5 separate regions of the Homo sapiens genome follow, and regions 1, 2, 3 and 5 are each linked to region 4. The links are chromatin contacts, found by Hi-C or POLR2A ChIA-PET in ENCODE. All regions are on one chromosome and are shown on one strand. The core of a region is the stretch at or near the end of the contact, and the rest is flanking DNA. Distances in the headings are between cores, read along the strand shown. Region 1 holds the start of EFEMP2 (EGF containing fibulin extracellular matrix protein 2). Region 2 holds the start of CDK2AP2 (cyclin dependent kinase 2 associated protein 2). Region 3 holds the start of PACS1 (phosphofurin acidic cluster sorting protein 1). Region 4 holds the start of RBM14 (RNA binding motif protein 14). Region 5 holds the start of CCDC85B (coiled-coil domain containing 85B).

Evidence for each region. A loop is a pair of places that touch in the nucleus more often than their neighbours do. ChIA-PET counts read pairs that join two places held with the same protein, here RNA polymerase II (POLR2A). Pooled maps may share reads with other maps.
Region 1: a pooled map shows a loop between it and region 4 (4-fold over the local background). The contact joins the promoter of EFEMP2 here to the promoter of RBM14 in region 4. A Hi-C loop is called at or near these places in 4 of 50 pooled maps. POLR2A ChIA-PET finds 5 or more read pairs at or near these places in 2 of 52 experiments (Panc1 and activated B cell).
Region 2: a loop to region 4 is called in a map of CD8-positive, alpha-beta T cell, with 6 times the contacts of the local background. The contact joins the promoter of CDK2AP2 here to the promoter of RBM14 in region 4. A Hi-C loop is called at or near these places in 2 of 168 maps with a recorded cell type or tissue (CD8-positive, alpha-beta T cell and naive thymus-derived CD4-positive, alpha-beta T cell) and 9 of 50 pooled maps. POLR2A ChIA-PET finds 5 or more read pairs at or near these places in 1 of 52 experiments (BJ).
Region 3: a map of naive thymus-derived CD4-positive, alpha-beta T cell shows a loop between it and region 4 (7-fold over the local background). The contact joins the promoter of PACS1 here to the promoter of RBM14 in region 4. A Hi-C loop is called at or near these places in 1 of 168 maps with a recorded cell type or tissue (naive thymus-derived CD4-positive, alpha-beta T cell), 1 of 37 single-sample maps with no recorded cell type and 7 of 50 pooled maps. POLR2A ChIA-PET finds 5 or more read pairs at or near these places in 1 of 52 experiments (activated CD8-positive, alpha-beta memory T cell).
Region 5: a pooled map shows a loop between it and region 4 (6-fold over the local background). The contact joins the promoter of CCDC85B here to the promoter of RBM14 in region 4. A Hi-C loop is called at or near these places in 1 of 37 single-sample maps with no recorded cell type and 5 of 50 pooled maps. POLR2A ChIA-PET finds 5 or more read pairs at or near these places in 2 of 52 experiments (CD8-positive, alpha-beta T cell and Panc1).

What each region holds. Positions count from the first base shown.
Region 1 is chr11:65,871,502-65,874,201 of GRCh38, forward strand. It overlaps EFEMP2 (EGF containing fibulin extracellular matrix protein 2), which reads right to left and starts at 1,299. Exons shown (of 11, transcript NM_016938.5): 1 at 1,182-1,299; 2 at 743-860; 3 at 469-517. The coding sequence starts at 853. RefSeq lists a silencer at 2,302-2,361.
Region 2 is chr11:67,506,903-67,509,602 of GRCh38, forward strand. CDK2AP2 (cyclin dependent kinase 2 associated protein 2) reads right to left here and starts at 1,260. Exons shown (of 4, transcript NM_005851.5): 1 at 1,099-1,260; 2 at 690-787; 3 at 463-595; 4 at 1-110. The coding sequence starts at 1,180. The coding sequence ends at 43. RefSeq lists silencers at 1,133-1,232, 1,543-1,792.
Region 3 is chr11:66,068,992-66,071,691 of GRCh38, forward strand. It overlaps PACS1 (phosphofurin acidic cluster sorting protein 1), which reads left to right and starts at 1,281. Exons shown (of 24, transcript NM_018026.4): 1 at 1,281-1,851. The coding sequence starts at 1,496. It overlaps SF3B2 (splicing factor 3b subunit 2), which reads left to right. Exons shown (of 22, transcript NM_006842.3): 22 at 1-317. RefSeq lists silencers at 841-1,460, 1,471-1,520, 1,671-1,800, 1,811-1,960, 2,021-2,225.
Region 4 is chr11:66,615,215-66,617,914 of GRCh38, forward strand. RBM14 (RNA binding motif protein 14) reads left to right here and starts at 1,416. Exons shown (of 3, transcript NM_006328.4): 1 at 1,416-1,843. The coding sequence starts at 1,507. RBM14-RBM4 (RBM14-RBM4 readthrough) reads left to right here and starts at 1,416. Exons shown (of 2, transcript NM_001198846.2): 1 at 1,416-1,843. The coding sequence starts at 1,507. RefSeq lists enhancers at 892-1,001, 1,366-2,299, 1,432-1,661.
Region 5 is chr11:65,889,304-65,892,003 of GRCh38, forward strand. CCDC85B (coiled-coil domain containing 85B) reads left to right here and starts at 1,370. Exons shown (of 1, transcript NM_006848.3): 1 at 1,370-2,332. The coding sequence starts at 1,481. The coding sequence ends at 2,089. RefSeq lists a silencer at 1,161-1,640.

The sequences.
Region 1 (2,700 bases), core at 49-2,548, 740 kb before region 4:
GCCTGCTCAGGACCCCTCCCCAGGGTTGGCCAAGGCTGGAGATGGGGCAGCTGTTCCCACTGTTGCCCTCATTCTCGGCCTGCAAGTGGGTCTCTATCCCTCCCCACGGCCCTAGCCCTAGCTCAGCCCAAGATGGGGGGCCTCCTTACCCACCCCTGGGGACGCTACCCTCCCAGGTTGTGATGAGACAAAGAGCTGGGACAGGAGAGTGGTTCAGAGAAGGCGTACAGGATCCAGCTCCTCTGAGGGGTAGGGACAAGGTTTCCTGGGTTTCTGGGAGAGGATGAGGCCACCCCTAGCTCAACTGGCCTCCAGAGAGCCAGAGCTGGCCTCTGTGTAGCAGAGCTGGGCATAGAACGGGCTGCTGGGCTCCCACGGCAGTTCTTGGAGGTGGGGCTGTCCCTTGGAAAGCAGCTATCAATCCCTTTCCGGGTTCCTGGGGGTGTTTGGTCCCCCAGGCACACACACCCCGGCAGTGCTGGCTGTCTGGGTCCCACTCATAGCCATCTGTGCATTCCTGGAAGGGAACCAGAAGTGGCCAGTGGTCACCCTAAGATCTCCTCCAACTGGCCAGGCCAAGACTAGGGCCTGAGCCTGGCCACCCTCCGGCCTGCTCCAAACAATGGCCCCCAGCTCTCCACCAGCCAGGGGAGGAAGACTTCCCCGGCAGCAGTCACCCTGGGTCCCGGTCTCTTCCTCCCTACCCTTCCTGTCCCAGGCCAGCGGCCCTCACTGTCCCCACCGTGTAGCTGTCGGGCTCTTCAGAATCCTGAGGAGAAGCTGATCCCAAGAGCAACAGTAGCAGCGCCCAGAGCAGTAGAGACCCGGGTAGGCAGGAGGCGCAGGGGAGCATCCTGGGGCTGCGAGATGGTGGACACGGGTCAGGGGCCTCTGCCCGCGGCACCTCAACTCCCTGTACCGGGAGCCCGAGCCCAGCCCCCGCCACTGCCCGCTCAGGACCGTGCTTGGGCCTCGGGGCCTCCCAGGGCTGGGGGCCGACTCCTCACAGGCCCAGGTCCCAGGCCCGGGTCCCAGGCCCACCCGCCCCGGCCACCCCGCCCCCGCCCCGCGCCCCTGCGGCGAAGGCCGAGGAGCGCGGGCCTCTGTGGGCGCTACGCTGCCGCGGACTCGGCCGAGACTCCGGCCCACGCCCTCCCCCACGGACGGTCACAGCCACTCACTTGGGCCCGCGACACCCCCGCGGCCCGCGGCTCTGGCGGCTCGGCTGGCTCGGGCAATGCCTGCGGGCAGACGGACGGGCGGACGGCACAGCTCCCTGGACGCGCGGCCCCAGGAAGCGCCCCCCGCCCGCCCGCCTGCCGCGGCGCGGCCCACCCCGGCGCCTCCGCCCGCCCTTCGGCGGATTCCTGAGCCAGCGCCAGGGGGAGGGACCCCGACCCCCCGCTTCTCCGCCCCCGGCCAGCCACAGGCCCCTACCCGGTCCCCCGCGGCGCCGCCAGGAGCCGCCTCCCGGCGCCGGACCAGGGTCCCCCAGTGCTCGATCCTGGGGCCCCGACCTTGATGCCAGGCCCCCAGACTCACCCGGGGGCCCCCAGACGCTCACCAAAAATGTCATCCTGCTCACCTAGGTCCTACCTAATCTGCGCCCCCAGAATTTCATCCTGTGCACCCACACCGTAATCCTGGAGCCCCCAGATTCTCATTGTGCGCCTCCCGAGATCGTCCTGGGTACCTAGAGCCCACCTAACCCAGTCCTCCAGACCCTCAATCTGCTCCCTGCAAAATTTTATTCTCTGCCCCAGACCGTCATTGTAAAAGATCCTAAAACTTCATCCAGGGTCCCCAGACCCTCGCCCAGGAACGAGAGGCTCCCAGGAGCAGAACTGTCCTTCTCGCTCCCTCCTGCCCTCCACCCCCAGGACCGTCTTCAGCCGGGTGGTCCTTTCACTACACACGGCCTCCCCCACACCCTCCATCCACAAAGCTACAAGTTTGGGGGCGAGGGCGGCAGTTCCCTTTTGGCACAAAATGAATGGAAGCCCCTGAGAAGGAGGGCAGGGCTGATGTCGGACGTGCGGGATGCCAGAGTCGGGTGCCAAGGCGCCTCCTCGACCTCCTCGCACCAGCGTCCCCCGCCCGGTTTCCGCCTCCGCCCGAAGTGGGGGCGTGTCCTTGGGGCGGAGTATGGGCGGGGCTGGCTCCCAGGAAGGGCGTGGCCTCTGTTTGCCCACGTCTTTGGGCGGGGCCAGGCGGGAAAGCACTGCGTGTCCGGGGATCCCCCGCCTGGGGCCCGCCCTTCCTTTCCCCTTGCCATCCCTGCTTATCCCCGCAGTCGCCCTCCACGTGACCCCGGGGAGGGAGTCTGCCGAGGAGGGGACGTGCTGGTGGGTCCCGCGGCGAGCGCCTGGGGCTCAGGTGAACTGCGCAGTGCCCGCTCCTCGCCACTCTGCCACCACCATCCCTCCCAGCTGCTGGGGCAGAAGGTTAAATAATAGCTCTTTAGGGGCCGGACGCGGTGGCTCAAGCCTGTAATCCCAGCACTTTGAGAGGCCGAGGCAGGTGGATCACCTGAGGTCAGGAGTTCGAGACCAGTCTGGACAACATGGTGAAACCCCGTCTCTACTAAAAATATAAAAATTAGCCAGGCGTGGTGGCGCGTGCCTGTAGTCGCAGCTACTCAGGAGCCTGAGGCAGGAGAATCACCTGAACTCGGGAGGTGGAGGTTGCAGAGAGCCCAGA
Region 2 (2,700 bases), core at 10-2,509, 890 kb after region 4:
GTGGCCGGATAGGTCCAGACGCTGAGGCCGAGGCGCTTCCTGTTACGTGCGGGCGTTCCGCTCTGTCTCTGCCAGGCACTCTCTGACTAGGGCCCGGGCATGGATGATACCTGGGGGTGGGGTGGGGTCTCAGCAACCCTCCACAGCCCCACCCACTGCCCTCCAGAGGAGGACCCCTGCCTCCCCACTCCCTTTCCACTTTCGGCAAAAGAAATTCAAATCTAATGACGGCTAGATGAAATTAGAGGTTTGGTTAATCCTCAAGGTTGCCCTGTTGAAATACAAATTCCCATGCTCTTCCCTGGAAATGGACTCAATTTCAATTCGATTCAAAACACCTCTCTGGTAGTAATACTGGACATCCTCTAGGCTTGGCTCAGGTGGCCTCCAGATGTCCTTCCTTCCCTCATGAAGGATAGTCCAGTGTCGGTTTCCTGAGCAGGGCGGCCTGGCCTCACTTACCTCTCTTCAGGCGCTCCATGGCGCTCTTGCTGCCAGCATAGGTAGGCCGGATCTCTTTGCCCATCTCCTCTATGACTGACAGCAGGTCCGTGTAGGTGCTCTGGGAGCCCTGGGCGCCGGGTGGCTTCATCGCCTATGTCAAAAGAGAACAGGGCAGTGAGCTCAGGCACCTGGCGGGGAGGGGGACTCCAGTCCGCATCCATAAGCAAGGCTTTGGCCCCACTCACCTGCACGTAGCCCATGGAAGGCGGTCCAAAGTCGTTAAACAGCGGTCTGAAAGGAGCGCCGGCTCCTGGCACTGAGCCCGACGGCGACGGGACGCTTCCTGCAGCAACAGGCGCGAGTAAGAGGTCAGCGCGGGGCAGGGACGCCGCCTCCCAGCTTTTCCAAGCCCAGGACCGGGTTCGCCCGATTCCCTCCAAAGGATGCTTCATTCCATGCTGATCAACTTCAGGGACAAATCCCTCCCACTGCGCTCCACCTACAAGCCCTTACGTGACCACGCCCACTTCACAGGCCAGCAAACTGAGGCTCAGCGAGGGTAGGCGGCAGGCCCAGTATTGCAGAACTCAGGCCGTCTTCTCTTCGAGACCTCGACCGCCCGGCAGGCGAGCAGGGGTGGAGCTGGATCCTCACCTGTAGGGACCGGGGTGCCCGGCCCAGGGGTGCTGGAGCCAGGGGTGCTGCTGGGAGCAGGGGCGATGGGTTTGTAGGACATCCCCAACTCCTGGGCGCGGCGGACGCCAGCCGGCCGCTCCTCGGGGGTTGGCTGCGGGGCCGCTCAGCCGCGCTCTGATTGGCAAGCGGGCTGCACGCCCCTGGTAAATAGAGGTCTGGCCGGAAGGGCGAGCGGGCACGAATGCTCCCTCACTCCCGATTGGTGCGCGAAGATGTCACTCGAGCCTCCTTATTGGCCGAGACCTGCCCCAGCAGGTCGCAACCGCCGCCGATTGGCCTCCGCCTTCCGGACCTCGCACCTGTCTGCTCCGGATTGGGCGGTGGCCACCGCCCTCCGCAATTGGCGAGTTCGCGGCCCGGGCCGGCGCGCTCTCAATCCGATTAGTCCCCAGGCCCTAGAGGCGGGGCCTTGGGAACCGGGACCCGGGGCTGGGCTGCCGGTTCGCGCCGAGGGGTCTTCCCGGGCGCGGGCGCTACCCTCGCGCCTCACTCGCGCTGCTTCAGACGTCTGCTCCGCTCTGCCCAGTTTCGGCCCAGCAGGGGTTGCTGTCGCAGCTGCCGTCGCCGCTGCCACCGGTGCCTTGCGCGCTTCTCCGCTCTGGGGGCCGAAGGACGCAGGGCTTTGACGTCCCGAGCCCTGCGCCCCACCCCGTGCGCTTTTACGTCACCTTTCACCGGTTCAACACCCGCTCCCCGATCTGCGCATGCGCCCGCCCGAGGCCTGCGTTTGTTCCCATGGCAACAGGCCCCTCATGGATGCCGCCACGTACCGTTCTTCCTGCGGCTTGGCTCGTCCTCAGGTCTAAGGGCGACCTCAAAGACCCCTTTACCCGCACCCCCAAGGCCCCGCGCTGCTGCCTAAGTTAGTGACAATGGCCGTAGGGCAAACCTTCGGGATTACTTGCGTGCCGGGCCCCGGACCAAACTGGTCAAGAGCACCGACTGGAGCCAACCGTCTGGGTTCAAATCTCAGCACCACCCCCACTAGCGATTTCCCCCAGGCAAGTTTCTCACCTCAGTATGCCTCAGTTTCCCCATCCGTAAAATGGGGAAAATGACGATCTCATTGGGTTGTGTGGATTAAATGAATAGTCATAAAGTGCTTGTTGTTTCATTCTCCGCCTTCCTGTCCCACAGGGCCCCCATACCTTTCCACTCCACCACTCAGACCCCTCCCCTCAAGTCTCACTCCCCACAGAGTTAGACCTCAGACCCTCCTCCACTCCCTAACCCTTTCTCCCAGGCTCCTTCTCCAAACTCAAACTTCTCTGGCCTTGTGTATCTTCATGCTCCCAGCTTTGTAGATCTTCATCTCTAGGACAGTCATTCATTCATTCATTCATTCATTCATCCAACAAGCATGTTCTGGCTGAGCGCGGTGGCTCACGCCTGTAATCCCAGCACTTTGGGAGGCCGAGGCGGGCGGATCACGAGGTCAGGAGTTCGAGACTAGCCTGGCCAACATGGTGAAACCCCCATCTCTACTAAAAATACAAAAATTAGCGGTGTGGTGGCGGGCGCCTGTAATCCCAGCTACTTGGGAGGCTGAGGCAGGAGAAT
Region 3 (2,700 bases), core at 31-2,530, 550 kb before region 4:
CAGTAACCACGAACATAAACTGGGATTAGACGGCGCATTTGACTGGTGGTGACGCCAACCCCAGGCTGAAATCTGTGTTTCACCACTGCCCTGCTTTGTAGGAAGGCTTGGGGGAAGTACCTCTAGGTCTGGTTTGACCTTACTACTTTGTCCTTGGGGAGTAAAAATAGCCAGATTAGCGCCCTAGCGCGGCAGAGGAAGTAACAGTGGGCTTGGGAAGTAGGCCAGGGCAGGCCTTCCCAACTGACCTTGTGACCAGAAGTTCAAGTCCTTACCTGTGCGACAACATAGCTCAAAAGCTAAATTGTCTTGAGTCCATATGAACCCTTGGGTTCAAGCAACACTAGTCGCTGGGGTTTGGGATTTGTATGTGGGATGGGGGGACTTACTTTCTCCAGGTTGTAATCTGGTCCTGAGCAGCCTTTCTGACAGACTAGAGCAGGCTGGATCACTGGCTCCCATGGGCATTTGCCAGCCTGTGGGGAGGGTAGTCATGCGCTGCTGTTGTACTACTGTTGGTGTTTAAGTGCACCAGTGGAGGCGCTCACTTGCCGGAGGGTTCAAGATGGTCTCGGGGTTGTGGGGGGCATGATCCAGATAGGACGTGGCAGCTGAGCTAGGCCTTAGGAGGAATGGAATTTTAGAAATTTGGTAAGCAACAAAGCACTGGCACTCTAAAGAGGCATTTGGGGGGTAGGGAAAGAAGAGGAAGGTTGGCTCCAGATGGGCCCCGGGGTAGCTTGAGAATTCACTTATGCGAAGAACCTTCTGGACTCCAGGTCCCTGAGCCCCCGCTTGCCCTCGGGGCGGGAACTTCCCGGATCACAGGCACCCGCGGTGGCAGCGGGCCCCGGGTCTCCGCCGACCTCTCTGTTTGCCGGGGCCGCAGGGCAGGGCTAGGTCGGCAGGCGGAGAGCCGGCTTCCCCGGGCAGACCCCCACCGCTGGGGGCGGGTTCCGCATTGGCTCCGAAGACCCGAGGGGCCGAGGCGCGCTCCCGCGGCGGCCCCCTCCCTGCAGGGACCGAATCCCGGAAAAGCCGGGTTTCCGCTGGCGGGGCCGCGGCCGGCCGTGGGCGGGGAGGGGAGGAGCGGGGGCAGACTGGCAGCGGATTTGAGGGCAGGACCCGTGGGCGCGCGCTGGCCACAGACCACCCCTTCTACTCCGCGGGAGCGAGGGGCGCGCGTGGCTGCACGCAGGGCGCGAGCGCGCCCGGCCCGGCCCCTCCGCGCTGGGTGGGGCCGCGCGGGCCGGGCTCCCCGCCCCCTCCCGGACACGCCCACCCGTGTCGGCCTCGCGAGCCGCAACAGGCAGCGGCGGTCGAGCGCGAGGCCCGCGCGCCCAGAGGCCCCGCGCGTGCGTGCAGCTCGCTGGCTGCTCGCGCTCGGGCAGGCGGGCTGAGGAGGCTGCCGCGCCCCCGCCGCCGCCGCCGCGGGGGAAGCCTGGGAGCCAGATCGGCGTCGCCTCGGCCTCCGTAACCCCCGCCTAGCCGGGCCATGGCGGAACGCGGAGGGGCGGGCGGTGGTCCCGGAGGCGCCGGGGGCGGCAGCGGCCAGCGGGGATCCGGGGTCGCCCAGTCCCCTCAGCAGCCGCCGCCGCAGCAGCAGCAGCAGCAGCCGCCGCAGCAGCCGACGCCCCCCAAGCTGGCCCAGGCCACCTCGTCGTCCTCGTCCACCTCGGCGGCGGCTGCCTCCTCCTCGTCCTCGTCTACCTCCACCTCCATGGCCGTGGCGGTGGCCTCGGGCTCCGCGCCTCCCGGTGGCCCGGGGCCAGGCCGCACCCCCGCCCCGGTGCAGATGAACCTGTACGCCACCTGGGAGGTGGACCGGAGCTCGTCCAGCTGCGTGCCTAGGTGAGCGCGGGAGGGTGCGGCGGGGCGCCGGGGGAGCGGGGTGGCCGCCGGGGCCCAGCCCTCCCCGCCCCAGCGCCCATGGGGTCCCCGCCCTCCATCTCCCCGACTGTCCCGCGGCCCGGCCTGGCTCCAGCCAGGCCTCCCGGGACTCCTGCCACGGGGACCCGCCCTCTCCTGGCAGCCCCACCTTCTGCCTGGGGCCGGGACCACCCTTCTGTCCTCCCCGAGGGACCTTCTGGCCTCGGCCCCGGGCTTTCTCCGATTGGGCTGACCGAATCCGGCCTTCCTGGCAGTCAGTTTCCCTGAGTAAGTCACTCTCCTGCCTCGCCGGCGCCGGGAGCTGTACATACATGGATGTGGTATAGATCTCTTGATATTATTATTTCCCAATAGACTCAGCATGTGCCAAACTCGATTGTCACCTCTTGCAGGTAAAGCTCATATAATCACCCTAGGGGCTTCTCATTAGCCTTCGGCACACATGTTCATTTGAACTTCATATTACACACGTTCTGTCCCAAGCGCTAGGCTCTTAGTTTTGGGGCCCTATTTAATGTGTCCTCAAGTGTATTTTTACCTCCCCTCCCCCACTAAAACTGGTCCCAGAATCTCCCAGCTCTGCAGGGCTGTATGAAATTACTGCCTTGTTCCTAAATTCAATCCATTGCTCTCTGTCTGTTGGAACCATCTGGGGACTTTCCTTCCATTGGCAAAATAGGCCTGAGTTTGGGAATATTTTCTGTTTTTGTATTGGCAAGGCAGTCTGTCTCCAACTCTGGGGACAGGGTGCTGTGTCTTACAGTTTGCCACTTGAATAAGACGGTGTGTGGAGCTGGTTTCACCCAGAAA
Region 4 (2,700 bases), core at 166-2,665:
CCGGGCCTGGCCCATACTGGCTCTTGACTCTTCCTTGAACCAGATTTGCTTCTGCCCCAGCACTCTTTGACTTGTACTTTCTGGCCGGCATGATCTTCCCTCAGAGGATGGCTTAGTTCCCTTGATTACTCCAAGTCCTCATCACCATCTAACACGCTTATGTTTTACTTATTTCTTGCCTGTTTCTCCCCACCATAAGATCCAAGAAGGTTGGGATTTCTGTCATTTTTTTTTGTTCACTGCTATATTCTTGGTGGTGTCCACATGGTAGGTGCTATTTGTTGACTGAACACGTAGGCAAATATTTCCCTGAGTTTGTCACATGTCTATGTTTTTGATGTTGTCTGCCATGCAACAATCTTATTTACATACTCAAATCTGTTTAAAAAAATTTTTGAGACGGAATCTCACTGTCGCCCATGCTGGAGTGCAGTGGCGTGATCTTGGCTCACTGCAACCTCCGCCTTCCGGGTTCAAGTGATTCTCCTGCCTCAGCCTCCCAAGTAGCTGGGATTACAGGCGCGCACCACCACACCCGGCTAATTTTGTATTTTTAGTAGAGACGGGGTTTCACCATTTTGGCCAGGCTGGTCCTGAACTCCTGACCTCCGGTGATCTGCTTGCCTTGGTCTCCCAAAGTGCTGGAATTACAGGCGTGAGCCACCGCTCCCGGACTAAAATTTTTTTTAAGGCTCAACTTTTGCTTCCTGCAGAATTAATTTTCTCGTTTATTAAACTGTTTATTATGAAAACCTTCAACATACAATAACGTCATTCCATTATTTCTTGACTGGGAATTCCATCAGGGCAGAGGCCTTTGATTTTTCACCGGCTGCCAGGACCTCAGCAACCCCAGGGAATGTTTCCAAAGAATCAATTAATGGCACGAGGGCTTCTCCGGGGCCTGCCTCAGGTCCCCTCGCGGTGCTCAGCACAGTCCTGGGAGCCGTTTGCCGACTCAAGGCGCCTGTCCTGGTTTCTCCCGCCAGGCCCGGCCTTCCCCCGTACACTCACGCGGCAACCCCCAGGCGCGGGTTTGGACAGGGCTTCCAGAATGGGAGGAGCCCTGACTTCCAATTGTACAAAGTTTTCCTGGGAGCCCGCCGGTCCCAGCCCCACCCGGGCCAGAGACCGCCTTACAGACTAGGCCTCTCTGCCGCCGGCGCCGCTCGCGCGCGTTCTCCTCTCTTCAGCCCTCCCTCTTCTTCCCAACCCCCTCTCCCGCCACGGGCTGTGGCGGTTGGTCGTCCCTTTCCCACCCCCTCAGCTAACGAGCGGGCTCTAGGCCCTCTGGGATTGGCTGTGCCTGAGCACATCTTCCCTCAGCGTTTCTGATTGGTCGCTGGACGCGCGGGATGCGAGTCCCCATTGGCTAGGCCAGGGCGCCTGCGCGGCGGGGTTCTCGGTCGCCAGCCATTCCTGAGGAGGACTGCCGGTCGTTCGGACGTCTTGCCTGTCGCTGGAGGAGAGGTCCGGGCTCTCCAGGAAGGTGGCTGCGGCGACAAAATGAAGATATTCGTGGGCAACGTCGACGGGGCGGATACGACTCCGGAGGAGCTGGCAGCCCTCTTTGCGCCCTACGGCACGGTCATGAGCTGCGCCGTCATGAAACAGTTCGCCTTCGTGCACATGCGCGAGAACGCGGGCGCGCTGCGCGCCATCGAAGCCCTGCACGGCCACGAGCTGCGGCCGGGGCGCGCGCTCGTGGTGGAGATGTCGCGCCCAAGGCCTCTTAATACTTGGAAGATTTTCGTGGGCAATGTGTCGGCTGCATGCACGAGCCAGGAACTGCGCAGCCTCTTCGAGCGCCGCGGACGCGTCATCGAGTGTGACGTGGTGAAAGGTAACGCGGAGGCGCGCTCGGGGGCGGGGGCGCGCTCGGGGCACTCTGCCTGTTAGCCACGCCCCTTACCCGGGGGTCGGTCACTGCGCGGTTGGGAGGGGTGGGGAAGTGCGCGGGAGCAGGTCGGAGGTGTTGGGGGCGCGTTGGGTAGAGCCACCCTCCTCCCCTGCGGTCCAGGAACCGTCCACCAAGTAGGAGGAAGCGGCTCTGGGTGGGTGCGGCGGCCACTGCGAGCCAAGCTACGGGGCCGGGGACGCGCCTGAGAGCCTTGCGAGTGTTCCGGGGGCGCGCCTTCTCCTGGTCTCCTGGGCCTGGCACCCAGCGGAAATTGGGAAGTGACGGGCACAAGCCGGATCATGAAGCGGGGAAGATTTCTCCACTTCCCCACTTCCTCTCCAGACGTCGGTCAGAGCAAGGGAAGAGGGAAAAGGTGGGGGCTGACGCCCCAAGGCCGCCCTCCTGTTCCCTCCCGATGAATGTGCTCAAGCGGAAGGTAACGGGGCCCTTGGACGTTTCTCGGGCTGGGGTCTTTTAGTCTTGTCTGGCATGGGTCTACTCATGGGCACAGTTACACGTGGGTACGAGAGGGGCCCCTTCCGAATCACTTTGGCCTTTCAATATTAGGTAGGTTAGGCGTGGCAGCTCTGTGCTTTTCTCCTCCCTCAAACTTGGGGTTTTTCTTTGGGCTCGATTTTACATCTGTCAACTGGAAACCCCAGCCTTTTGCATGTGCAAGAAAGCTTGTTTTATGAAGTCCCCTTCTGCGTAGTCTTTACATGCCAAGCCAGTGCCCTAGGGCAGTGTCATTCTTTTATAAGCTTGGTGACTTTGCAGGGGGGCATACTCTGGCTGAGGGG
Region 5 (2,700 bases), core at 120-2,619, 730 kb before region 4:
CTGCCCCAGCCGTCTTTCTGCTTAGCTCTCCTTGCTCTTGCTCTTTGACACCGTTACTAATCTCCCTGTTTATGTCCCCTCCCCGCAGGGTCCGGCCCACACAGATCAGCCCAATCTTTTTAAATACATTTTTTTTTTCGAGACAGCGTCTCGCTCTGTCGCCCAGGCTGGAGTGCAGTGGCGCGATCTCGGCTCACTGCAACCTCCGCCTCCCGGGTTCAAGCAGTTCTCTGCCTCAGCCTCCCGAGTAGCTGAGATTACAGGCTCCTCCCACCACGCCCGGCTAATTTTTGTATTTTTAGTAGAAACGGGGTTTCACCATCTTGGCCAGTTAAAGGCATATTTTAAAATGTTACTCCCTTGCTTAACATCCTTACAAATGTTACTCTCTTGCTTAACATCCTTAGTGGCCTTTGGAAATGCTCCAACCTGGTACTGGAAGTTCTTAAGAATCTGGCTTTTACCTACCTTTGAAGCCTCGCTCTCTCTCTCTTAGCATTTTCTCGACACATCTGCTTTTCAAAAACCAAGCTATCCTCATTGTTCCTAAAGCAGCTAGGCTCTTTCGGGCACCAGTGTCTTTCACTATGTTATTCTCTCTCCCTGAAATAGCTCTTTACTTGGCAAAGTCCTATGGATCTACCAGAGCCTCTTGGATAGCATCTCTTTTGGGAACCCTCTTAAGGACCCTCAGACCATACTCCTCCCGGATTTATTTCTTGCTTAACACAGCTTGACTTCCCGGACAGACTGCGACCTCCTTGAGGATGGAATCGGTATTTTGGTTAAATTTATTTCTGCATGGGCCTTGCACATAAAAAACGTTTATTGAACAAACGAATCCTGTATGTTCCTCCCCCCAGGCAGGAAACGCTCCCTGGGAGGGAGGGTAGTCTATTGGTGAGCTAGGACGTTTGGACTCAGGGTTCCGAGGAACCAGGAGCGATCCTTAGTGGGCCGAGACTTCCGAATTTGATCAAAGGTAAAGAGGGACTGGAGAGCGGTCCATCTGACTTCTGTGGGGGATGGGCAGGAGTCAGGGGCGGACGCCTGAATCTTGTTTCTCAGAAGAGCCGAGAGGCCTAGGCTCAAGCTTGGGGCGATCCGGTACTTGGAGGTTCGAAGCTCCTAGTTTCGGGTTGAGACCGATGTGGAGGGCGATGACGCGCGGGTTCCTTGACATCGAGGATCAGTAACACCCGGAGTGGGTGGGGAACGAGGGGGGCGGCCCCTGAGCTCAGGCCCCGCCCCTTTCCGGGGACGTTTCACCGGATTGGCTGTCCTTCCATAACGACATGCGGCCCCGCCCCGGCGCGCGCCCCGCCGCGTGCCCAGCCCGGGTAGCTGCTGCAGCCTACGCTGCCTCGGCCACTGCCTGCCGCGTGCGGAGCCGGAGCCCGAGCCTGAGTGGCGCCGGGCCCGACGTGGGGCTCCTGGGCCGCGGCGGCGGGCGGGCGATGCTCCAGAGGCCTGACCAGCCATGGAGGCCGAGGCAGGCGGCCTGGAGGAGCTGACGGACGAGGAGATGGCGGCGCTAGGCAAGGAAGAGCTAGTGCGGCGCCTGCGGCGGGAGGAGGCGGCGCGCCTGGCGGCACTGGTGCAGCGCGGCCGCCTCATGCAGGAGGTGAATCGGCAGCTGCAGGGCCACCTGGGCGAGATCCGCGAGCTCAAGCAGCTCAACCGGCGTCTGCAGGCAGAGAACCGTGAGCTGCGCGACCTCTGCTGCTTCCTGGACTCGGAGCGCCAGCGCGGGCGGCGCGCCGCACGCCAGTGGCAGCTCTTCGGGACCCAAGCATCCCGGGCCGTGCGCGAGGACCTGGGCGGCTGTTGGCAGAAGCTGGCCGAGCTGGAGGGCCGCCAGGAGGAGCTGCTGCGGGAGAACCTAGCGCTTAAGGAGCTCTGCCTGGCGCTGGGCGAAGAATGGGGCCCCCGCGGCGGCCCCAGCGGCGCCGGGGGATCAGGAGCCGGGCCAGCACCCGAGCTTGCCTTGCCCCCGTGCGGGCCCCGCGACCTAGGCGATGGAAGCTCCAGCACTGGCAGCGTGGGCAGTCCGGATCAGTTGCCCCTGGCCTGTTCCCCCGATGATTGAAGGCACTGCTTCCTCCACGCCGACGCCCGCCCGGATTGCTCCCCGAGCCCCGGGACCGCTGTGGACCTCGGGACCTGGACGCCGTCCTGGCTGCGCAGGAGGGGCCGCTGGCATGGACTAAGAAATCCTGACACCAAGAAGGGCCCCTCGCTCTTGCTGGCAGGGCAGCAGGGGGACTGAAGGCTGGAGCGGAGGGACTTGCTGGGGGTTGGATTGGGGGTAATAAACCCGGACGGAAGCGGAGCCCACGGCCTGGGCAGCGTCTGTTTGGTACTCGCCGGGGTTGGGGCGAGGGTGGGGTGCTGATACAGGGTACAATTCCCATCCAGAAGGACTGCAGAACTAATGATTCCCCCATTACTTCGAGCCTGGGGTGGGATGCGGGGCAGTGGTAAACCAGACTTCCCCCATCGGGCGCCGGGACCGGCCTTAATCCAGCCCCTGAAGTGGCTCCAGCTCCCTTCCCGGCTCCTTCCTGTCCAAGACAATGGGGCAGGAAGCAGGTGCTGGGGGCCTAGAACCACTCGGCCGCCTCCTCTGAGGCTGGAAGGGGGCATAACAGCGCCCCTCCGTGGCACACGCAGCAGCACTGTGGGCCCCCACGGGGAGAG